Linked DNA regions of Mus musculus: regions 1, 2, 4 and 5 are each linked to region 3. The links are chromatin loops, found by intact Hi-C in ENCODE. Cell type or tissue: heart. All regions are shown on one strand.

Region 1 (5,000 bases), 130 kb before region 3:
TGCAAACTCAGCAGTTCTCAAGAGTTTATCTATGCAACCAGGTCTATTCAGCAACCTGGGAGAAATGAGCGTTCCAAACATTCGGATTTAGTAGGGTTGAGTGAGGGCTAAACTTTGTGCAATATTTTTAAGTAGGTCCCCTGGGCAGTTCATAGCCAAATACATAAAAGATTACATAATGAAAACCACTTGTCTAATTTTCCAGAATCTTGAGGTTGGTTGCCAAACTATTTTAAGGAAATACCAAAGTCTTTGATAACTTGAATTTGCCCTGTTGAAAGATTATAGATCTTGGGTCCCCTGTGGAGTTTGACATCTTATGAAGTGTTTTGCCTGATTCTTTGGAAAAGAAAGGTGAAATCATGACATTTGCAGGAAAATAAATGAAACTGGAAACCAAGCGAGATAAGTCAGACTCAGAAAGACAAATACTTCGCGTTTTCACTTACATATATAAAACCTAGATTTAAAATTAAGTGTCAGTACACGTACATGTCTATGTATATATGCATGGGTGAATAGGCCATGAAATTTGAAAAGGAATCATGAAAGGGTTAGAAGTGACCATAAGAGAGGTGAGATATAGGACATGAAACATAGGTGGAAAAATAAGCCAACAGCAGCAGGTAGTAGTTGGAAGAAGGGAGGACAGTGTGGGGAGAGGAATGAAAACAAAATATAATAGCACACATATGTATGGAGATGAAACTCAAACTTCATAGTTAATAACTTTAAAGTTAATAAACTTTAGGGAAAATAGACTGGCTCTTGAAAAGAAGGGTATGCTGATCTAGGGAGAAAGCTCAGTTGCTAAAGTGATTGCCACACAGCATGAGGCCTGAGTTTGATCCTCGGCACCCTCACAGATAGCCAGGCAGAGTTATGCTGGGCAGTGGTGCACACCTTTAATCGCAGCCCTCAGGAGGCAGAAACAGGCAAATCTCTGTAGGTTTGAGGTCTGCCTGATCTACATAGTGAGTTCCAGGACAGCCAGGACAACATAGAGTGATCCTGTCACAAAGAATAAACTAATGAGAGAGAGAGAGAGAGAGAGAGAGAGAGAGAGAGAGAGAAGCAAGCCAGGCAGAGGGCACTCATAATCTCAGCACTTTGATCACAGTGACAGGTGGATTTCTGAGACTTACTGGCCAACCAGACCAACCAAATCAATGTGCTCCAGTCCAGGGAGAGACCTTGTGTCAAACAAAACAAAACAAAACAAAACAAGACAAGACAAGACAAGACAAGACAAGACAAACAAACAAACAAAAAAAAAAAAAACCCAGGAAGATGGGCTGAGTGTGGTCATGCATGCCTTTAATCTTAGCACTAGGAAGACAAAAAGTGGATCTCTGTGAGTTCAAGGTCAGCTTGGTCTACATATTGAGTTCCAGGACAACTAGGGCTACATAGAAAGACTCTGCCTCAAAATCCCACACAAACACACCTCCTTCCAGTAAGGCCACACTTCCAAATCCTTCCCAAACAGTCCACCAACTGGGAACCAAACATTCAAATATATGAGCCTATGGGAGCCATTGTCATTCAAACCACCACAATGGCTATCACTTAAAATGCACTGACTTGGATGCTTTGAAGCTGTGACTTGGGAAACTGAGAGGGGGATGATCAGAAACCCATCCCTTCTTAGACAGGAATTTCTTCCCACAATCGCACAGCATTCCTATTCTCCTAGTGTGGCTTTCCAGAAAAAAAAAAAGAAAAAAAGAAAAAAAAAAGGTATGATTTCAGGTAGTCACTTACACTGTCACAGTGAAAAGTCTCTTGGGATCCCTGTTAAAAAGGATTTGCCAATTTACCCATGCAGCTGAGATCTGAGATGCCATAAATGAAGTGTGCATTTCCATAAGTCTGCTTCAATACAGAGCAATGCCAGGTCGATTCATACACATCACCTGGCTGTGTTCCAAGGTGGTAGACAGACTGTTGCTCACGCACTTCAACAACTAGGACTTTGGCTTTATTAGGGTGCAGGGGTTGAAGGTTCAACCCAACTTGCTTTCTCAGTCTGGAAGGCTTGTCATTCTCCATGCGCCACTAGAGGGCCTATCGTTCAAAATTAATCTCTTCATTCTCCAAATGGCTTCTGAAACGAGGCTAACATCATCATGTATATATTGCCATCATGATTTGATTTTTTAGACACATCAAAGCACACCACTGTGCATTCTGAATAGTTTTCTTTGAATTGTCCTACTCCCTCTAATATATATCAACAGAAATAAGCCAGAGGTTTCTTGAGATCATGAGGGAAGGGGGAAAGAATGGTATATATTTGTTCCTTTTCTTCTTGCCCTGACCAAATGCCTGATGAGAGGTGAAGCTTGTTTTGAGCTGTAGTTTGAGAGGCTACAGGTCCAAAAGGAATGCTAGCAGTAGCTCTGGGCCAGAGGGTCTCTGTCACTCTTAGGTGTCGCCAGAACAGAAAGCAGAGAGAGGGAGAGAGGGTCAGACTCTAAATCTCAAGGCTCACCCCACTCAGTGACTCACTTCTGGCAGCCAGGCATCACGTTAAAGGTTCTACAAGCTTCCAAAACAGCACCACCGGCTGGGGTAAAAAAAAATATTCTAACACATGAGCCTGTGGGAAGCACAGCATATTCAAACCATAACAATGGAAGGAGAGACTGGTAAGGAGCCTATGGAAATTTTAGAGGAGTGAAGTATACACTTAGTGTTTACATTGTGGAAGTTACTTAACTGGTAAATATATGTGTTATCAAGTTGTATACTTTAAATATGCAATTCCGTTATAATAAACTTGCTGTTTAAGAAAAAAATGGCTTGCCTTTTAACTTTAATATGTCCTCTTGTTTGGTTTTTTTAATTATATGTTCATAGAGTATTAATATATAGCCATAGCTAGTATGAAACTCATGATCCTCCTGCCTCAGCATCCAGAGTACATGCATTATATGTATGTGCCACCACACACATGAAATTATACCTGTTTCAAAAGTAAACAGGGAGATGGGGGAAGGAAAAAAGAAAAGGATGTGCATAGATAAAAATGATAAAAATAGCCTCAGAAAGGAGAAATGGGGGAAAAAAAGATAGGTCCAGAGGTGATGATCAGAAGTCATGGGACAGTGGCTTTTTTATATAGTAGGCAGAAAGAAGGAAGGCACAGGTGAAAGAGACAGGATCCCAAAACAGAGAGGTGAAAGTTAAGCCAGACACAGGGAGAGGAAGATGTGGAGTCTCAAGGATGGAGAGGAAATGTGAGGCATGTTACAGACATTTTTCTGCAACAAAATTATATTAGATGAAGGATACAAATGAGTCATGGAAGCCAGAGAGAGAAAAACGAGCAGAGGCCAAGGAAGATGGGTAGAAGTGGGAGCTGAGAGTAGGAGAAGGAGGAGGAGGAGGAGGAGGAGGAGGAGGAGGAGGAGGAGGATAAAGGTTTGTGATCAGATGCCCTTGGTTGTCTCACCTGGCTCAATCCTCTTCCCTTTCTTTTTGCCCTTTAAAAACATAGAAAGAGGACTGGAAGTGAGTTACTGCCAGGTGCGGTGGCTCACGCCTTTAATCCCAGCACTTGGGAGGCAGAGGGAGGTGGATTTCTGAGTTAGAGGCCAGCCTGGTCTACAGAGTGAGTTCCAGGACAGCCAGGGCTATACAGAGAAACCCTGTCTCGAAAAAAGAAAGAAAGAAAGAAAGAAAGAAAGAAAGAAAGAAAGAAAGAAAGAAAGAAAGAAAGAAAGAAAGAAAGAAAGAAAGGAAGGAAGGAAGGAAGGAAAGGAAGGAAGGAAAGGAAGGAAGGAAAGAAAAGAAATGAAAGAAAGAAAGGAAAGAAAGAAAGAAAGAAAGAAAGAAAGAAAGAAAGAAAGAAAGAAAAGAAAGAAAGGAAAGAAAGAAAGGAAAGAAAGAAAGGAAAGAAAGAAAAGAAAGAAAGAAAGAAAGGAAAGAAAGAAAGAAAGGAAAGGAAGGAAAGGAAGAAAGAAAGAAAGAAAGAAAGAAAGAAAGAAAGAAAGAAAGAAAGGAAGGAAGGAAGGAAGGAAGGAAGGAAGAACTGGAGAGATGGCTCAGCAGTTAAGAGGACTGGCTGTTCTTTCAGAGGTCCTGAGTTCAAATCCCAGCACCCACATGGTGGCTCACAACCATCTGTCATGAGAGCCGATGCCCTCCTCTGGTGTACAGAAATACATGCAGACAAAGTACCCATATGCATAAATGAACAAAATAAAAACCATAGAAAGAAAAAAGAAGGAAGGGAGGGAGGAAGGGAAGGTGGAAAGGAAGATGGAAGGGAAGGTGGAAGGGAGGGAGGGAGGGAGGGAGGGAGGGAGGGAGGGAGGGAGGGAGGGAGCAAGCATAGACCTGTAAGGTGTCTCGGCGTCAAGCCTGACAATCCTAGCTCAGTCCCTGAGATCCATAAGATGAAGGAAAGAATAAACTTTCACAAGTTGTCCCCTGACCTCCACATGTATGTATACCACCCCCATTCACATGTGCAGAATAATCAAAAGAAAAATCATTGCTTAATAACCAAGTCTCAACATTTAATGTCATACTTATGTCCTTTGTTACTACGGGTGTTTTAGAATGTCAGAATTCTCTGGATTTCATAAATGGAGTACAAAACTTATACCAAACATACCAAGTCAGATCTGGAGCAATAATTAACATCAGATATTAATATTTTCCTGTGAAATGGATGAATTGTTGTATGGGATATATAAACAGGATGTGTAGCCTCAGGGAAATTCTGGTTAAGTTTGGAATGGTCTCCAAAGATTTTTTTTTTTAATGTGAGCTGACCATGGTGGTGCACGTCTTTAATCTCAGTACTCATGAGGTAGAGGCAGGTAGATCTCTGTAAGTTCAAGGTCATCCTGTCTATATGTAGAATTCTAAGCCTACGAGAGCTGTCTCAACCATGTCTCAAAATGAAAATTTTTATACCAGTTTCTTCAAAAGCTCTTGGCTTCCAGAGCCTGTGCATACTGCTTATGTCTTGCTTTTGAAGTAAAGTC
Region 2 (5,000 bases), 110 kb before region 3:
CATAAAGACATATTAGAAAGTTGCCCAAAGATACACAGGTAGAAAATGAAGTCAAATAGAAGACTGTTTGATTCGAAGGCCCACACAATTTTTCCTCCTTTTTAAAGATTCTACATTATTTTTAAAAATTATCTGTGTGTGTCTGTGTAGGAGTATGTACATGTGAATGTCATTGCCCACAGAGGCCAAAGGCATAAGATCCCCTGGAGCTGGAGTTACAGGAAGTTGTAAACCATCTGATATGGGTGCTGGGAATTGAACTTGGGGCCTCTACAAGAGAAGTATGTGCTCTTATACACTGAGCCATCTCTCCAGCTTCTATTTTGTTGTGGTTGTTGTTGTTGTTGTTACAAAGCATGCTATTACATGGTGCAGTGGTATATAACTGTAATTCCAACACTAGGGAGGCTGAGGCAGGTGGATTTCTATGAGTTGGAAGCCAACTAACTCTACATAATAAGTTCCAAGCCAGCTAAAGCTACATAGTGAGACCCTATCTCAAACCAAACAAAAAAAATCATAATATTATGCTATAGTCTCAGAATATGGTGGCATCTCCATGTATATGTATTGTCCCAGGTCACAGAGCATACTTCATGAGTTTCCTTCTCTGGATCTAATTAATCTTCTTTAGCTCCAGAGGATAGTAGTAGTGGCATGTGTCTTGCTTGTTGTTTTATGTGAATGGCCAGCACAATATTCAATATGCAGGAGATATTCAATAAATAGTTGTGGAGATTTTAGGACACAGTTGAGCCAGGGTCTTTCTATATAACCTAGAATATCAGAAAGAAAGTCAATGGTGAGAAAAAGAAGGATCTCTAATACATTGGGGATTAGTTATGTTTATAAGTCAGTTGAAAAGGTTTTAGACAAAAAGAAATAACTTACATATCTTCCAAGCAAATTCTCCCTCTCAACTTCTATTCATCAGAGTCAATGCCTCTTTTTCTATCCTGCTGGAGATTCCTAAGAGGATTGACTTCGGGGTGGACACTGAGTTATTTTCACTGAAGATTTGCTTTCCTAACTGGGGTGTACTCTAGCTGCTATGTTCTGAGATCAGTATATTCTGCACCCAGTCTAATATAGATGAGTGGCACTTAGCATTCAGGGACACATTCGCATCAAAGGACATAGGCTTGGTGGGCGTGGCATTGCACTTGGGAGACAAAGACAGGCAGATCTCTGTGAGTTTCAGCCAGCCAAGGTTAAATAGAGAAACTGTCTCAAAACCAAACAAAAACCATAGACTTCATTTTTTTTGTTGTCTTTATGTGTATGGGTATTTCCCCTGCCTGTATGTCTATGCTCATGTGTGCAGTACCTGCAGAAGCCAGAAGAAGGTGTCGGATCCCTTGAAATGAGGTTACAGATAGGAGCCACCATATGGGTGTTGAGAATCGGACTATGTCATCTGGAAGAGCAGCTGGTGATCCTAACCACTGAGCTATCTTTAAGAAGAAGAAAAAAAAAAGCCGAAGCATAAGTATTCTGGGTCCATAGACATTCTGATAACATGAATGGGTCATGAAGCTATTTATAAAGTTAGTTCAGAAGGGCATGTACCGCATGATCTCTCATATGTGGCATCTAAAAATTGTTGATCTGATTGAACTTGAGAGGATAAAGGTAGCCCCCATGAACCTAGTAGTAGGGAGATGGTATTAGGAAGAAGGTGGCTAGTAAGTATAAGCATGTGGGTGGATAGGAGAAATGACTTCTAGTGTGCCATACACACAGTACTGTTACCATGAGTGACAGCAATTAACATAATACATGAAAATGTCTGGTGGAGAGGTTTTCTGATGCTCCCAAACCTGAAGCAATGATAAGTATCTTAAGGGATGGCTGTGCTAATTGCATAGATATGATCATTGCTCATTTTGAGTATGTATTGAAATATCACCGCGTGCCATATAAATGTGTACAATTTCTGTCTCTTTCTCCACATACATATTTATACATATAGATTGACCATAAATATTAAAGAAGTCTGGGATGATTTAATGCTAAATTCTCCATTCCGATGCCCTCCAGCAGACACTACTCAGGGCCCAGTGCAGCCCAGCAATGAGCTTTGCTTTCATGCTTAATATTTATATCCTATTTTCCAGTTAACTGATGATAACATTGAACAGTGAGGAAATTTTTGCATTAACAGGCATCAGCTCTTGGAGTTCTCTTGAAAACCTGAAAGCCCTGACATCTCTCGTTACACAGTCTAACACATAGCGATATTGAGCTGGGGCTGTATAGCAATCTGCCCTCTTTGAACAGAGCATAGATTCCCTCCCACATTCACCTCTGCCTCATTACTCCTTCTTATCTGCCTAGCATGGAGGCAAAGCTTTCTGTGACAGTTTATTATCTCCTTTTTCACACCATTTCATAGTACAGATAGGCATACACTCTCCAGTTTGCTAAAGAGATCAGGCTATCTAGCCACTAGAGTTCTTTCAGTTGCAGAGCCATCTGAGCCCTTAAGACTGTTTTTGAATGTCTAATCCCGACTCTAAGGGCATATGGAGGCTAGTCTGAGACATAAACGGGGACTATAGCTACTAACCTAGATTGCAGGGATGACTTGGCAGACAAAGCCCCCTCATGCTTCAAAAATAGCACACTTATGACCTGCCTGCTTGAAAGTCACACTATCTGTCGCTTGCTTAAAGAATTTGGTGGTCCAGCGGACTGTGAATAGCGCCCCCGGGTGGTAGAGTGCTTGCCTAGCATGTATGGAACTCCCAGGGTCAATCCTGAATCTTGCATAAACCAAGTGTGGTGGTACACGCCCGTAACCTCAGTGCTCCAGAAGGGGAGACAGGAGTTTAGAGTCATCCTTGGCTACATTAACTTTGAGGCCAGCCAATGCTATGTGAGACTCTGTCTCAAAACAAACAAACAAAATCAATCCATAGGAACAAAACAGTGAACTGGGGAGGGGGACCTGTTACCCTGCTGTGGTAGCTTCCAAGAACACCGCGATCTGTAGTAGCAGCATTTTGGAAGGAGTTAGCATTGCTGAAACCAGCTTAGCTTCCTCAACCGGTATGTAGCGAAAGAGAAGGGAAATGCCACCTATAATCCTAGTACGCTATGATCTGAGGTAGGTCAATCCTAACTGCACGGTCAGCTAAGGCGACACAGTTGTAGGCTGCAGGCTAGATTAGGCTGCCTACTGAGACTTGAAGAAAGAAAATTAAGTAAAAAAAAAAAAGATTTAAAAATTAAAGAGAGAGTGAGTGGGGATCTGCTTTGCTGAGAGGAGGGTACAGGGAAATGGAGAAGTACGCAGGACCCAAAAACATATCCAGGAAAGAGAGGGCCCAGGAGGCAGCATGCCTGGTCCTAGAGATGGGAGAAAGATGAAAAGCTAACTTGGAAGAGATCCTTTTGTAGCCCATGGGCTCTTCAGAGAAAGCCTGTTCCTTTTTTTTTTTTTTTTTAACCCCCAAAGGACTGCTTGGATCTGAGTAACTCACAGGTGGTGTGAAGGCCGGAACTCTATAAACAGAGCCTCTTGCAGCTACCACAGGCTATTTTTTGCTTCTCGAAACATCACATGCCCAGCAAACAGTGGCCCTGTCAGAATGCACAGAGAGCTAAGTGACAAAGAAGCAATCCCAATCCGGTAGCTCCCTAGAGAGAGGGTTTTTTGTTTTTGTTTTTGTTTTTGTTTTTCCCATTCTCAGCACACTCCACACTGGCCTTTCAACATCCTTACCCCACAGCTACAGACCCTACCCAGCACCTCGGGGCCTTTGGTGTTTAAAGCAAGCTGCAGGGTTTCTCCAGCAGCTAAGAACTTTCCCAAACTAGCCTGTCCACTTCTCCCTACCCTGCTCCTCCAGACACCAATGGGATTCTAGAGCTTTCCTGGTCTTTCCCCCCTCACAGGCCTTACTCAAGTGGCTCTCTGTCTCTGTCTCTATCTCTGTCTCTCTCTTCTTTTCTCCTGCCTCCGTGTGTGTGTGTGTGTGTGTGTGTGTGTGTGTGTGTGTGTGTGCGCGCTCATGTGCACCAACCAGCACATGTGTTTGGGTGTGATCTATCTAGGTGTGCTTGTTTATTTATTTATTGAGACAGAATCTCACTCTATGGCCCTGGCTGGCTTGAACTCACAAAGATCTGCCTGTGTGTGTCACCATGACCAGTTAGTTTATTTCTGAGACAGAGTCTCACTATTTAGCCCTGGCTGGTCTTTACCTCACAGATGTTGTTTGTTTGTATTTATTTATTTATTTATTTATTTACATCCCAAACACGGCCCTCTCTCCTGGTCCCCCTTCACAGACACTCTCCTGTCTCTGCCTCCCAGGTGCTGGAATGAAAGCCATGCAGCATGAGGCCTGACTGGTGCATCACACCCCCATGAGGCAGAATCTCACACTGACCTGGAACGCATTGGCTGATCGAGACTAGCTGCTTAGCAAACCTGAGGGATGCCCCTACCCAGCTCGGATATTGTAAGCATATGCCGTCAAGTCCGGCTTTTTATGTGAGGATCCACACTCGAACCATGAAGCTTATGTGGCTTTACCAACGGAGCCATCTCCCCAGCCCCCAAGCAGCTTTCTTGTTTTTCATAGTTGAATTCACATTAGGGGTTTTGATTAGAATGAGCTCGGCTCTTCAAGGAAACAGTCCTGAGTACATAGAAGAGCATCATGCAGCAGAGAAGGGATATCGGGTTTTTTGGTTTTTTTTTTTTTTTTTATGTTTGGAGAGTAAACAAGAAGAAAGTGTAGGGGTGCGGGTAGAAGAATTAGCGTGACAGGAGAGAGGAAGTGGATAAAGGAAAGGAAGTGGATACAGGTGGTAAGAGAGATAAGGGAAGGCAGAGGAAGGACTTTGCCCTCTCACCCTTTCTCTCTTTCTGACTCCCTATTCTGGCCACATCCTCTAAGCCCTCCAAGCTCTGTTTGCACATCACTGTTCAGGGGCAGGGCCCAGCTCTTTCCTCCCATTGCCTCCCACTACCTGGGCCCAGGCTGTAT
Region 3 (5,000 bases):
AGCTGCATCAGTGAAAAGCCCACCCCAGCAAAAACCTCCCCAAGAAGCCAGGTAGACAGACTTGCATGTCTTTAAGGCCAGCATTCGGGAGGCAAAATCAGGTAGATCTGTGCATTCCAGGCCAACTTGATCTATGAACCCAAGTTCCAGGACAGCCTGGGCTACATAAGTAGATCCTGTCTCACAAAAACAAACAAACAAACAAAAAACCACCACCAACAACAAAACAAGACACAGGAAAACCCTTCCCCCAATACCAGCTCCTTCCATCCTTGCTCTCCTCTTACTCACTTTATCACCCTTAAGGAGGTGGTCCCTAAACCACCAATGCCCCATATCACAGTCTTCCCTTCACAGCCTACTCCTGCCTCCCACCTCCTGCCGGCTTCCTTTTATCTCACCCTCTACCCTGCTGCACCCATGCCCCCCCCCCCCAGGGGCCCCAGAGCAGCCTCTCTTGCAACTGCTCTGAACTGCTCAAACTGCTAGTCCACACCAGGTTCCCTTTTCACTATGGGGCACTAGGACTTCCCTAAGAGCCAGTGAGATGGATAATCAGGTAAAGGCACTTTGCTGCCAAGCCTGAAGATTTGACTTGGACTCCCGGGACCTACACGGTGAGAGGAGAGAACTGACTCTTGTCCTCGGACTTCCAAACACATGACATGGTACTTGAGTGTCCCGTGCTCTCACATAATGAATGAATGAATGAATGAATGAATAAATAAATAAAATAATTTAAAAATGCTGCACTTAAAAAGCATTTTTGTTGTTGTTCTTAAAATTCGACCCATCATTTGTTTAATTTCTTCCTTGCCTCTTTACCTATAGGGGCAACACTTTCTTTGTGTTTCTTTGGTGTTTACTATGTGTCACTCTGTTAGGCACCGAGGGGTATGTTTGTGTAGAAAACATTAAGACCCTCCCATGCGGTCGGTGGAAGAGCTGGGTGTGGGAGGCAGGACTCACAGAGAGAACAATGGAAGGCAGTATGTGATTCAGAAGAAAATGAGAAGTGCACGCAACAAATGCTATACAAGTTTGGAGGAGGGAGAGCCCGCTGGAGGCTGGGTGGGGGATTGAGAAGAGTGATTTTTCCGTGGGTTTTGGAAGGTGGCTTGTTTCTGTAGATGTGGGGGAGGGCACCGAATTGGAGTGTATCACTTAAAGGCACATGCAAATGCTTGCTTGGATTCTTTTTTTGTTTGTTTGTTTGGTTGGTTTTTTTGAGACAGGGTTTCTCTGTGTAGCCCTGGCTGTCCTGGAACTCACTCTATAGACCAGGCTGGCCTCAAACTCAGAAATCTGCCTGCCTCTGCCTCCCAAGTGCTGGGATTAAAGGCGTGGGCCACCACCAATTAAAGGCACTTGCTTGGATTCTTAACAACAGGTAGTATTTAGTGGATACGCTCCACGTGACAGACAGGAAATAATGTTTTACAGAAGTCAACTCATTTGAACGAGCAAAACCCTATGAGCTATATTGTCATCCTTCTTCAAAGATAAGGAACTTGAGGCCTCCAGATGCTACATTCCTGTGCTCGGAGCCCCCTCACTTTGTTCTTTGGTCATACAGCCGAGATTCAGAAAAAACAAAACAAAACAAAACCCCAAAAAACCAACAACAACAACAACAACAAAACCGCCTAAGGAGGGCCAAGTGAGTGCCTCTGAACTGATCTTGTTCCTGGCCATTCTTTATTAGTTAGCCTCTTGAAAAACATCCTGCCTTTGGTGGATGCTTCAAAAAGCTTAAAGTCAGACAAGCTTGCCTGGCTGTATTTGTTAGGTTGCAAAGGATGGGAAGGTATCGGCCTGATAATCCAGGAGACTGTAGTTTACATCTTAAGACTGGCTTACAGTCGACATCAGAAAGTGTTTCCTAAGCAAGGTACCTAACTGTGGTTTTTCTGGATATTCTTCTAACGTATGCGAGTCTGCAATAAATATTAAACCAATATGAGGTACATTCTGAGTAGTTCTTTCCTTAATTACCGGCCCTTAGAGGAGCCAGCCCAGCCACGAGGTAGAGAGCGTCAGAGAAGAGGGGGCCCCCTGGACCCAGCTAGCGCTCACTTTTCCTGGCTGTTCTTTCCAAGGTGGGGTTAGGAAGCAGCTGCGCTCTCTCTGTCTCTCGCTCTCTGTGTCTCTCTGTCTCTGTCTCTGTCTCTCTCTGCGGGTGGGGGACGGGGGTGGGGAGGGAAAGAGGTCAGGAGAATCTTCTTTTCCTCCACCAAGTCTATCACTGAAGGTTCGCTGTGGTCGGAAGGGGGCGGAGAGGAAGAAGGACGGCAGGAGGGAAGGAGGGAGAGAGCCAGCAAGGTTTGTGTAGGGTGGGGGGAGGGGGGAGAGAGAGAAAAGCATCAGAGCTGGGTTAGAAGGAGTCCGAGGAGAAATCCTCAAATTTAGGCACTCAAGAAGAAAGTGAGGCTGTGACAAGAAGGTGAGCAATACTTTTATGGTCTTTTTTTTTTTTTTTTTTTGAATCTCCCATTTCAAGGCCGAAGGGAGGAAGCAGGAAGTCCATACTCAGCACACTCCCCAAGCTAAAGCCTGTCCATCAGTTTCACAGCCTTACTCCTAGAAGTTAGCGAGGACCGGCTGAGTGCCCAGTATGTGGTCAGGTATGCAAAGTAGTGGCCCGAGAACCAGGTCAACGGAGGAGTTAGTCCGCCAGGCTTAGGTGGGGAGGTGAATTCAGTCACAGTGGCGAAAGAGCAAAACTGTGCGCGAGTGCACGCTTGGAGTGCAGAAGACCAGGCTGGAGAAGGAGGAGGAAAGAGGCGGGGATGGGGCCTCCGAGGGTAGCAGGGTGGGGGCGGGGGTGGGGTGGGGTGGGGTGGGGAGCAGAGAGGAAGCAGGGCAGGAGGTGGGAAGCGAGGACGAAGTGGGTAGGCTGTGGAGGGAAGGCTGCGAGGCGGGGCAGTGGTGGCTTGAAGACGTGTGTATGTGTGTGTGTGTGTGTGTGTATGTGTGTGTGTAGGGAGGGAGTGAAGTGGATCGGAGGAGTGTGTGTGTGTGTGTGTGTGTGTAGGGAGGGGGTGAAGTGGACGGGAGGAGGGCCGAAGGTGGAGGGAGTTGGCGACGAGGGGGTGGAGAGAGGGAGGGGAAACCGGAGGAAGCGAGCGGCGGCTGCCGGGGGAGGAAGGCAAGGAGGAGGAGCCGGAGCGGCGGCGGTGGCGGCTGCTGCTGCTGCTGCGGCCGCCTGGGGAGCCCAGCCGAGTGCCGCCTGGGGCTGCGGGGAGTGAGGGGAGACGGAGAGTTCGGTGGAGCCCGGGCAGCGGAGCCGAGCAGCGGGTGAGTGGAGCCCCAGGGGGACTCGGCGGCCAGTCCTCGGGGGGCCGGACGAGGAGGAGCGGGAAGATGGAGCGGTGGCGGCGGGGCGGAGGGTGGCGGCCCCATGGCCCGGCCCCTGGCTGGCCCCGCGTCCCCGCCCTCCCTCTCGGCTTCCTCCCGCCGCCCGCCTGCGCCTGGGGGGCTGGTCCGGAGCAGGCGGAGGGCTGAGGGTGGCGCTGGCCCGGAGGGCGGGCGTGAGGGGCCAGGGGGGGTGGAGCTGGGGGTTCGGGGGTGTACCCAGGGGCGGGAGGCTGGACCGGGACTGCTCTAAATTGGCTGGAGAGGGGGCCCCGTCGGCGGCGAAGTTGCTAGCTGGGGGCAGAGACGGCCACGCGGTTGCAGGAGTAAGACCCCCCCCCCCTCTCGTGGAGTGGCTGAGACGAGGAGTCCGGCGTCCCTGCCCTCCCCGTCGCCCTCCCCGCCTGCCCAGCCCTGCTAGCTTCTCTCCTAGCCTCCGCGTGTCCCCTCTCTCTCTCACCCCCTTCTGCCTCCCGCTTGGCTCCCTCGGCAGTGCCTAGTGCCGGGCCCCCTAGGTCCCAGTCCTGACCCTCTTGGCCTCCAACTTGCCTTCACCCGTGCTTGCTTGGCCACCACTCCCGTTCCCCTTTTCTTCCCTCACTAGTTACCCCTCCCCGCTTCGTTAATTCCCGTGCAATTGCCTCTTTGAGACCTTTTTTTCCTCTCCTTCCTTTTAGATTGGCCAACGGCTCCTTTCAACCCTGCCTCGTTGGTGGCCACTGGAGAAGCGCGGGGGGCTCCCCAGACAGCCGTGGGGACAAGTTAGAGCCAGCACTTTATCCCGGGCCTCGCGTGTAGCTTTCCCTCCCCTGTTCTAGGTGCCCCAGTGTCCAGAGGGGGGTGCGGGTGTGCCCTCCTTACATGTTCCACCGCCCGGGCAACCCTTCGGTCTCGTGTTCCATCTCGCTCTTGCTTCCTGTACCGTAGTCAAGTGGAGCCACTTTGCATCATGTCCCGGTATAGCTACCAAAGTCTCCTGGACTGGCTCTATGGGGGCGTCGACCCCAGTTTTGCAGGCAATGGGGGCCCCGACTGTGCTGCCTTCCTGTCTTGGCAGCAGCGGCTGCTGGAAAGTGTGGTGGTCCTGACCCTGGCCCTGTTGGAGATCCTGGTGGCCCTGCGGCACATCCTGAGGCAGAAGGAGGACGGTAGGGGTGGCCGTAGCAGCCAGCCACAGCAGGTGACCCAGCGGCCAGAGGAAGGCAAGGAGAGCCTGAGCAAGAATCTGCTCTTAGTAGCCCTGTGCCTGATCTTCGGGGTGGAGGTGGGCTTTAAGTTCGCCACCAAGACCGTCATCTACCTGCTCAACCCTTGTCACCTGGTCACCATGATGCATGTGAGTCTGTTGACTTTTTCCTGGGCAGCCTAAGTGATAAGAGTCATTAGCGTGCTCAGGACACTGGTGTGTAGAGCACTTCGTTCCCGTGGGAAGTGGGACCCTTACAAATGCTTTTCCAACCAGCATCCGCTTTTGTGCTAGTAAACTTCAGCATTGCACAACAGGTCAGCCCCACAGTGGAGGTGAACCCTAGAAATGACTTGCACTTGGAGCCCCATGCCCCTCCCATCTCAGCTCTGCTGGGGCCTGGCCTTTTCACCAGCAGGAAGTCCAGCCCCAGCTAGGTGACCATTCAGGATCACATCTG
Region 4 (5,000 bases), 64 kb before region 3:
AAAGATTGTCTCTCTTTAGTGGAAAGGGGTAGACAGAATGCCATTAAATATATATATATGGTGCATGTAGGAAACAATGTAATATATTGCTTAAGAATTTGAGAGTCGGGCTGGAGAGATGGCTCAGCAGTTAAGAGCACTGACTGATCTTCCAGGGGTCCTGAGTTCAATTCCCAGCAACCACATGGTGGCTCACAACCACCTATAATGGGATCAAGTGCCCTCTTCTGGTGTGCCTGAAGACAGCCACAGTGTACTTACATATAATAAATAAATAAATAAATAAATCTTTTTTTAAAATTGAGAGTCTGGAATTTGAATCTGGACTGTTCTACTTACCAGCTTCAATTTAAGATTTAAAAAAAAAATACATGTGTATGAGTATATCTGTGTATGTGCATATACCACACCTGTGCAGGTGCCTTTGGGATCCAGAAGAGGCCATTTGTTCTTCTGGAGTTGGTGTTATGTGTAAGCTGCCTGACATGGTGATATGAACCACTTAGGTTTGCTGGAAGTTCTCTTAGTCACTGAGCCATCTCTGCAACCCCTGCTTACTAGCTTTTTGACTTTAGAGATGAGTTTCTGGCCAGCCAGGGCTACATAGTGGTAACCTGTTTCAAAATAAACAAAAACAAAACCAAAAAATCTTCATTATTTTTTCCTTAACTAGATGAATGGAAATGTGGGAAGCATTTAGGACATCCATTTATTATTTATTTAATGCATATGTATTTGGCTTACATGTATCTGTGTATCATGCAAGTTCCTGGTGTCGTGGAGGTCAGAAGAAGGCATCAGATCCCCTGAGACCAGAGTTATAGATGGTTATCAGCTACCATGTGTGTATTGAGAATTGAACCCAGGTTCTCTGGAAGAACAAATGTTCTATGCCACTGAGCCATATCTCTAGTCCAGGGTTCCATCTCCAAAACTTAATTTATTGGCTTGTTTATTTATGCATACAGGTGTTTGGCCTCTATATTAGTGACTTTACATTGCTTTACATTGCTGCAATAAAACACAATTACTAAGACAACTTATAAAAGAAAGCATTTAATTGGGCTTCCAGTTTTAGAGAGCTAAGAGTTCACCAATGCATGGTAGCAATCAGCAAGCATGTTGGCTGGAGCACCTGAAAGCTCATATATTGATCCACAGGCAGGAGGCAGAAAGAACTAACTCTAATGATGCTAGTCTTTTGAAACCCCAAAAGACAGTGATATACCTCCTCCAACAAGGCCACATCTTTTAATCCTTCCCAAACAGTTCCACCAACTGAGGACCAAGCATTCAAACATATGAGCCTATGGGGGTCATTTACATTCAAACCACCATAGTCTGCATGTGTGTTTATGTACCACACTACATGCCTGGTGTTGACAGAGGCCAGAAAAGAGTGTCAGATCCCCTAGAACTGGAGTTACAGATGTCTGTTAGCATCATGTTTTGTGCTGGGAATTGAGCTGGGTCCTCTTAGTTGCTGAGCTATCTCTCCAGCTCCATACCCCTGGTTTTCAAGGGTGATGTCTATAAGGTAGGGTATAACTCACTTATGCTGTTCCTTGGCTTCCTTTACCAGGGTAAGCCCATCTTTCATGTCAGTTTGATACTACTTTCTCAGAAAATATTTTGCTGATACTTTGGAAAGAGCCCATCATTTCTGTGGAATATTTGTCTTCTACCCTAGTTAAAATGATTCCATGTGTCTTTCTCTCGCCAGTCTTGTCCAGCTTAAGGCCGGGAAGGAGAGAGGGAGTCCAGATACCGTTTTATCTCAAGGTCCATTCACCACGATGACAAGCATCAGTCCGTAACACACACATGCCGTACCTGACTCAGAGATGAAGGCAAGGCTTGAGATCTGTCTGTTGCTCAGCATGTCTCAGGCGATGGATCCATCCTCTAGATCCTTGATCTCAGCACCCTCGGTCTTCCTCTGGTCAGCAATCAAGATGGGACAAGAGTCTTTACTGTAACAGCATCAACGTGTTCTGTCTGCCTGCAGCAAGTCTCTGCTTTTATTTGCTACAAGGGTATAGTCATATTCTAGCCACTCACACTCTAGCATTACATCATGAAGTTATTATCATGGGTTATTGCTTCATTCTTATCTACTACACACAGCTGACATAAGCCGACTGGAACATCCTCCTGGGTCCTGATCTTACTTCTTCTCTTTTCTTTTCTTTTCTTTTCTTTTCTTTTCTTTTCTTTTTTTTTTTTCATTTTTTCTTTTTGGTTTTTTCGAGACAGGGTTTCTCTGTATAGCCCTGCCTGTCCTGGAACTCACTTTGTAGACCAGGCTGGCCTCAAACTCACTTTGTAGACCAGGCTGGCCTCGAACTCAGAAATCTGCCTGCCTCTACCTCCCGAGTGCTGGGATTAAAGGCGTGCGCCACCACCGCCCGGCTCTGATCTTATTTCTTATTTACATGCTCGTTACACTTTCATATTGTCACATTCCCTAGCATCATTGGCATCAGTGACTTGTGGCTTAAACCCATCCCACTTTGGTTTTGTAAAAAATAGAAAAAATTGAATTCACATACAGACAGCCATAGCAATTTATCTACATATCATCCGTGACTTTTTTTCATGCTGCAGTAGCATATTTGAGTAGTTTAGTGTTTTTGTTTTGTTTTGTTTGTTTGTTTAAAAAAGGTTTTAAAAAAGGTTTTAAAAACTAAAAGTAATTACCATGTGCCCTTCTATGAAAAATGTTTGTCAAGCTCTGGCTACCTCAAAAATATTCAACAGATAATTATTTTGTGAACATATACTATTGATGGGTTTAACATTTATAGTAGCACTCACTACTGTCAAACAATGTTCTAACTTCCTTATACATACTAATTTATTTCTTATAGCAACTTAGTAACACAAGTGATGTTATTATTTGCATGTTAGGAGAGAGAATGGGAAATAGAGACATTTAGTATGTTATCTAAAATCACAGATGTAAAGGTTATAAAATCAGGCATCCATCAGATATAACGCTCTATGCTTATAATCATAACACTTAGGAAGCGGAGGCAGAAAGATTGCTAGGTTGAAGGTAGTCCAGGCTATGTAAGAGCCCATCTCCAGGAAAAGGTTACGTTCAGTATCACACTTGATAGTTCAAGGCTTGATAGATCAGGACTTCAAGTTCATACTTGGCTACTTAGTGAGTTCAAGGACATCCTGGGATACATGAAACCCTGTCTAAAAACAAAACAAAACACAAATCCTAGGTGCTGAGTGAGGCTCCAGAATCCATGCAGTCAATTCTTTGCAAACATGGATCTGGTGTAGTTGTTTTGATGTTCGCATGAGAGACTTGCTCAGTCTTTTTAGGAAAGAGAAAGAATGGTGTGATTAAAGCCGCAAAAGAGAGGAAGTGATTAACTCCACACCGCCTAGAGTACACTAATGTAGATGCTATAAAGCAGATGTTCTCAATTTTCCTAATGCCTTGACCCTTAAATACAGTTCCTCATGTTGTGGTGACCCCAATCATAAAATTATTTTCATTGCTACCTCATAAATGTAATTTTGCTACAGTTATGAATTGTGATGTAGTATCTGTGTTTTCCAATGGTCTTATGTGACCCCTGTGGGGGTCCCAACCATAGTTTGAGGACCTCTTCCCTAGGATTTGATGAATGTCAAGAAGGTGTTTAAACATTATCAAAGTTAGAGCATAATCAGGCTTTCCACAAAGCTAAGGGAACTAAGTCTATCTTTTGCCAGACCAAGTTGAAGCTCTTATTATCTACTGTAATTGGATAGCACAATTGGTTAAAAAAAAAAAAAACCTTCCATGACACCAGCTTCTTTTAACTCTCTTCCCATCTGCTACATCCAACTATCTTCAATGCATCTAACCATAGAAGAAAACAGTAACAAACATTAACAAATGACTGGTTTGGGACAAATTCGTCCCCCCTTCTGAAAAAGAAAAAGGACCAGGAAATACAGAGGTCCTGTAGAGCACTCCTACTTCCTGTTCCTAGACTGGCTGGGTTATATCACAGCTGTGAGCAGGAAAAGCAACAAATGCTATTTAATACAGTTGTGGTGCCAAGATCCTGAGCCACCAGTAAGTCCATGTTCTTGGCTTGGCTTTTTTTATATGCTTGAATAGATTTTTTTGGTCAAGAATTAGGAGACCCAAGAATGACTATGTGAAAGCAGCCAGCAGATGCAGATAGCTGTGGGAGGGATGAAAGGCCTGCATTCCTCTTCTCAGCAGAACAACAACATCCCAGGATTCTATATTAATATTGGGATCCTGGGAGCCTGATGCTAAGAATCTGGTTAGAAGACACTGGGGACCTAAAGTCCTTAAAGACTGAAGTGATTCAAAAGTCACCAATCAGGGAAGAAGTTGAAGATGAAATCCGGGTAGTTAGTCTGATGTGAACACCAAATTCAATGAGTATTTCAAAGGGACAGAACTAGGAGTCTGCAAAACCGGTGGAAAACCAAACCAAAATAAAAACTCTCTACATAGTGAGACCCTTATCAAAACAAACCAAACCAAACCAAACAAAAGCAAACAAAACCCCCTCAGGCACAGTAGACCCGAGCAATAGGAAGGCAGAGTAAGAGCCAACACAGATTGCCTTAGTTCTCCGACAGTGTTGCAGAAACCTTTCCTTGGTTCACTTGACCTTGGCTTTGAACAAGAATGACCTCACCATCACCAGTAGCATCAAAAGGCAGTATCTTAAGCAGAATAAATAGGAGCACAGACTCTAGCATCAGACTGTCATCTTAGGTCATCAATTAGCCTTGTTTATCAGCTATGTGACCTATAGATACCCAGTTTACCTTCATAATTCTTTGTACATATGCAAAAATGTAAGTAACGATACAGTTTATGACAATTCTTTTAGGTTATTTAGCAAGAAGCAATTCGGAATGTAGTGAGGATTTAACATACATAAATGATATACTTTTTAATATTCTTTTTTCATATGTACCTGTGTGGGTTTATGTCTACCACATTCGCA
Region 5 (5,000 bases), 130 kb after region 3:
CTTGGTTGGTGGTGTCCTAGGGTTTGCACAGCAGCCGGAACACTGTGCTGTTCTTATTGCTTCCGCCTCCCCCTGGGTCAGGGTGTACTTCAGAGTAGGAAAGCAGGAAGCGCTCCATCTTCTCCGGAGAGAGACTTTGCATTCTTGCTTTTTATGTCTGTGATCTCAGAACCGGAGAAGCTCCGGAAAGGGTGAGAAGGGCACAGAATAGGAGATAGTGGAATTGAAGAGAGGCAGATGAAAGCATCGTCCTCCATATAAGAAATGAGTACGTCTGTCCCTGTCGCTAAGACGGAGGTAGCGCTGACCTGGCAGAGGCAGGCTGCAAAGGGAACTGAAGCTCTGGTGCTCTCTGCTGGAGACTGAAGGCTGTCGTTCTCTTGTATCCCGAAAGCGTCCAGAAGTGGAGGCTTTTCTCTGCAGAGCCTGTCTGTCCAGGTTGCTGGGACTTTCTGGGAGACAAACCCTTTCCTCCTGCATTTCAGGCAGCCAAGTTCCATTTCTGTCACTTTAAACATGGCCTGAGGCCACGTGGGCCCTTGGGCTCACCAGCTGTCGTCCCCTTGCAGTATTTACTGGTCCTGTCAGACCAGTTTTTCCAAACTTGACTATTCTTTGAGGCTGCTTTAACCTACCACTAGGGGTCTCAAGCTGCTAAGGAAAAGTCGTCTTTTCCTTACTGAGCTTCCAGAGACTTCTGACATTCCTACGTCCAGGAGACTCTTGCCGTTTCCCAGCTCTGGCCCTGGTGGCATGGGCAGTGGTTTAATTAGTAATAGTCAAACTTAAGGACGACATGCATTCCGAATGGAACCAGGCCCTCCCCCAGCCCCATAGATAGCTATCTTATTGGTACTTTCTTCTGAGATGGGTGCTTGGAAGTGTGAGCAAATCCACATGCTTGTTACTGAAATGATTTTGTACCTTCTTCCTTCTGGGGTGGGAGTGGGGGGAATTAAGGGGAAGACAGCCTAGGATGGGATGCCAGCTCTAAATAGGGGTGATTTTCTGCAGCCTTCTGTTGGGTCAGTTTCTGTGTTCTTGGAGGCAGGTGAGCTGAGGAATTTGGATTCTGAGTCTACATGGCTACTCTCTTTCTAGTTTAAAAAAAAAAGATTTATTTATTTAGTTTATGTATATGAGTACCCTGTAGCTGTGCAGCTGGCTGTGAGCTGTTTGCACCTCTGCTCGCTCTGGTCAACACCGCTCACTCTGGCCCAAAGATTTATTTATTATTATAAGTACACTGTCGCTGTCTTCAGACATACCAGAAGAGGGCATTGGATTCCATTACAGATCATTGTGAGCCACCATGTGGTTGCTGGGATTTGAACTTAGGACGTCTGGAAGAGCAGTCAGTGCTCTTATCTGCTGAGCCATCTCGCCAGCCCCCTCTTCCTAGATTTAAAGACTCCTTCACTTCCACTTGAGGAGAAGCTGTGGCACCAGCAACGGTGATCAAAATCACAGTAAACAATAGTAACTACCTTTTTTGTGAGTGCTTCTTCTGTGCAGAATATGTGTACTATGCATATTTTGTTTATGCACACTGTTAAATAGTCTATTCATGGATCCTGCTATGGACAAGAAATTTAAGGCCAAGTACATTAGATACTCACTCAGTCCATTGCTCTAAGGAACAAAGCTAGAATTCAAAGGCTAGCCAAACTCCCTTCCCTGACTAAGACTTTCTCCCACGGACAATACTGTCCAGAGGGCTAGATGTTTTTGTCTTTACCACAGCAGCCTAGAAATCCCGTTCCATGTGTCCTTTCTTTCCTGCTTCACTTCAACAATTTATTCAGTGTGGACTCATCGAATGCCTCCTATGTGGCAGGCATTCCTAGTTGTGAATGGGGAACTGGGGAAGCCAGAGCATCGCATCGCATCGCAGCACAGCATAGTAAGTGCCACAGAGTGGACAGAATGTGGAAACAATGCTGTTTCCAAAGGTTATCTGTACATTCCTGCACCATTTCCAGGAAGATAATTGTATATCCCTAGAGGAAATGATGCTATTATCTGAGGTCCCTAACTCACGAGATGCAAAATAGGACCATTAGAAGGGGTGGCACGTTCTTTTAATGCTAATCCCGCATTGTCACATGAGCGTGGGGTGAGGATCTAGCTGACAAGACACGAAGAATGACGTCCCTTTCACTCCAGGTCCCGGGTTAAAGCACCTAACCAACCTATAGAACTAGAAGGCCCTTTACCTTCAGTGCTAATGCTGTAGAGCGGTTTCCCTGGGCCTGTCTGGGTTTTTCCTAACTCTTTGCTGCCATCTGCTGTTCATGTGGGGATTGTGAGCACGAAGAGAAAACACTGTATCTCTTCCAAAGTAAAGCTAGTGTTGCTTTGGGTCCTTGGCCCTGGGCTCTACCCCTTCGGGAGGAGGCAGGAATCTGGAGAGATGAGATGCTAAGTCCCTTGGAAGCCAAGAAAACAGTTTCAGGTTCCTATTCTCAAGACTCTGAGACATTTCCTGAAAGAAACGCGTGGTGGTTTTAACTCAAGATTGTTATTCTGTACGAATGTCTAGGGTTCAGGAGTGCTGTATGGCAGGAACACAAAGTCCCTGTTCCTGGAGCTGGGCTGTCTAATGTTAAGTAGGAATCCCATTCCTTCCTCATTTCCACCAACCATCCCAGGCCACATGGCCATTCTTGTCCACAAATTTCATTTCCTGCCTGGCACTTCCTTTCCTCCCAACACTTTGCCTTTAGTTTCCTGAATTAAATTTCCCTTTAGTTTTTTTGGTTTGTTTTGCTGTTGTTGTTGTTCTTGTCTTTGTTTATGTCTCTGTTCTTGTTAATGTTTGTGTGTTTTTCTTCATTGTATCTTGCACCCTGCAATCGTATATGCACATAGGGTGAGCTGCGATACTGCATATGCTGCAGAAAGATTGAAGAATAAACGATGTAGAGAGATTGAATGGTGCTCATCAAACCACCTGGCCAGCAGCTCTTAGCAGAACCAAGACTCCTATGTTTTCTCCAAGGCTGTGCCGTGGACCCTGCCCTGTGTGTTGCCTGGCAACTGTACTGTCCTCTCTAGTTAATTGTTTCATCTCCACTTCGGGGAAATGTGCTTTCTCTTTTTTCAGGCTCTCCACCCCTCCCCCTCCCTTCATGCTTCTGGTTCTCTGACCTCCACCTTCTGAATGTGGAATGGGAGGCGCCTATGCCTGGCTTCTGTAGCATCAGGACCAAATTCAGGATCTTGTCTTTACTAGGCAGCAGCCTGTCAACTGAGCTGTCTTCCCTGCCCATCTCTCCTCTACTTTTGACCACTACTGTCACCTGATTTGTTGTTGTTATTGTTCAGTTCCCTCACATTCTCTGAAGTGTGTGGCCTTTGGTTCTCAGTATTTCTCTTGCAGAGTCAGGCAGCATTCCGAGAAAACTTTTATTGAAGAATATGTTAGTAGCATCCCTCCCTTCTCAAGGTTTGGGCCTGTTGAGCTCTAGCTTCCAAACGTCATCATCGTTGTCCTCGTCGTCGTTGTCGTTGTCATTGTCGTCCTCCTCCTTCTCCTTTTTTTATTGGTCATTTATGTAGTTCAGTGAAAGGGAGTTTGTGTTTCACTTAGTTGTCAGCATGGTTACAATAATTTTTTATTGGTGCATTTGTACAAAGTGGGGCATCTCAGTACAGCATTTACACAGACACGTATATGTGTATATGTATATGTATATGTATATGTATATGTATGTAATGGGCTCTGACTATACTTGCCCCTTCTACCACCCTCAATAACCCCTCTCCTCTTCCACTTCCCCACCTCTTCTGCATCCCTCGTACTTCACGTTTAGTTTCCTGTCTTCTCCCACCCCTAGCTTCCTCAGTGAGAGAAAAATGTGGCATTTGTCTTTCTTATTCTCATTTCCAAGCATCCTTCTTTTTAGCTCCTGGGCCTTGTTTTTCTCTGAAATAATAAACTGCTACATCCATTTCTTTGGACCGTGACGTCATTCTTTTCAACTTCTTCTCTTCCCAGTTAGCTTGTACCACCATGGCCAGTCAGAATTTTCCTTTCTTTTTTTTTAAAACAATGCTGTTCAACACTCTATTCATGCTTGCTTTTTTTTTTTTTTTAAGATTTATTTATTTCTTATAAATAAGTACACTGTAACTGTCTTCAGACACTCCAGAAGAGGGCATCGTACCTCGTTACAGATGGTAGTGAGCCACCATGTGGTTGCTGGGAATTGAACTCAGGACCTCTGGAAGAGTAGTCAGTGCTCTTAACCACTGAGCCATCTCTCCAGCCCTGGAATATTCCTTTCACCAGCTCCTGAGAATGTCATATCCCCCTATCCCCTCTAACAGGAGCACTTTCCAGTTCCTTTGTAGTGTGCCCAGCCTTAGCCCAGTGGAGAAAATCAAGTGGTTCTGACGAAGGCCATTGAGGCATACCTATTACAGTGTAACAGTCAGCACCATTTTCTGTCTTTGTTTAGATCCTCCACACATTGCCCCAAGTAATGCTGAGGTACAAACTTTCCCCACCTTCTTCAAGCGTCCTGCCCACTATATTCAACCTTCCTATTCTTTGTATGCTCAAAATTCTGCCTGTCCCCATGACTGCAAAGCCAGAAGTCAACATACGGGGATTCTTGTAATGCTGCTCTCCATTTCCTTCACCTCTTTATTCACGCGGAGTCACATGTTTCTTCTGTCACATCTTTCCTACCCTCCACACCACTGGAGAACCGCCTCATTTTATCAGGTCAGGGTTTATTTGTCTGGTTTTTGAGTTTTGTTTGTTCGGGGTTTTATTTTGGTATTTTGAGACAGGGTTTCTCTAGGTAGCCATGGCTGTCCTGAACTCTCTGTAGATGGAATTGGCTTCTAACTCAGAAATTCACCTACTTCCTGGAATTAAAGGCATGAGTTACCACTGCCTGGCAACAGTGTTTCCTCCCTCCTTCCCTCCTTCCCTCCTTCCCTCCTTCCCTCCCTCCCTCCCTCCCTCCCTCCCTTCCTTCCTTCTGTCT

What was found. A loop is a pair of places that touch in the nucleus more often than their neighbours do. Peaks named below come from ENCODE experiments on the same cell type or tissue, not always from the same donor. Only the 100,000 strongest peaks of a DNase experiment are listed, where the experiment ranks them.
Region 1: it touches region 3 in a loop (2.4-fold over the local background); 10 of 42 quality-filtered maps call a loop at or near these places.
Region 2: a loop joins it to region 3, with 1.9 times the contacts of the local background. A loop is called at or near these places in 4 of 42 quality-filtered maps.
Region 4: a loop joins it to region 3, with 2.6 times the contacts of the local background. A loop is called at or near these places in 2 of 42 quality-filtered maps.
Region 5: it touches region 3 in a loop (4-fold over the local background); 14 of 42 quality-filtered maps call a loop at or near these places.

What each region holds. Positions count from the first base shown.
Region 1 is chrX:142,552,344-142,557,343 of GRCm38, forward strand. No RefSeq gene overlaps it. Among named protein-coding and RNA genes, the nearest start is that of Gm25915, 69 kb to the left of the region's middle. In heart, a CTCF peak has its summit at 2,054; no DNase peak of the experiment used is centred here.
Region 2 is chrX:142,572,825-142,577,824 of GRCm38, forward strand. No RefSeq gene overlaps it. Among named protein-coding and RNA genes, the nearest start is that of Gm25915, 90 kb to the left of the region's middle. In heart, a CTCF peak has its summit at 2,708 (motif pointing left); no DNase peak of the experiment used is centred here; H3K27ac peaks cover 571 bases.
Region 3 is chrX:142,678,260-142,683,259 of GRCm38, forward strand. It overlaps Tmem164 (transmembrane protein 164), which reads left to right and starts at 3,467. Exons shown (of 7, transcript NM_001199360.1): 1 at 3,467-3,680; 2 at 4,032-4,690. The coding sequence starts at 4,304. In heart, a CTCF peak has its summit at 3,224; DNase peaks (open chromatin) are centred at 2,942, 3,462, 4,362, 4,982 and 1 weaker place; H3K4me3 peaks cover 3,118 bases; H3K27ac peaks cover 3,968 bases; H3K27me3 peaks cover 441 bases.
Region 4 is chrX:142,614,576-142,619,575 of GRCm38, forward strand. No RefSeq gene overlaps it. Among named protein-coding and RNA genes, the nearest start is that of Tmem164, 65 kb to the right of the region's middle. In heart, no CTCF peak of the experiment used is centred here; no DNase peak of the experiment used is centred here.
Region 5 is chrX:142,806,357-142,811,356 of GRCm38, forward strand. All of the region lies in intron 5 of Tmem164 (transmembrane protein 164), which reads left to right. Among named protein-coding and RNA genes, the nearest start is that of Mir652, 70 kb to the left of the region's middle. In heart, CTCF peaks have their summits at 361 (motif pointing left), 600 and 2,303 (motif pointing left); no DNase peak of the experiment used is centred here.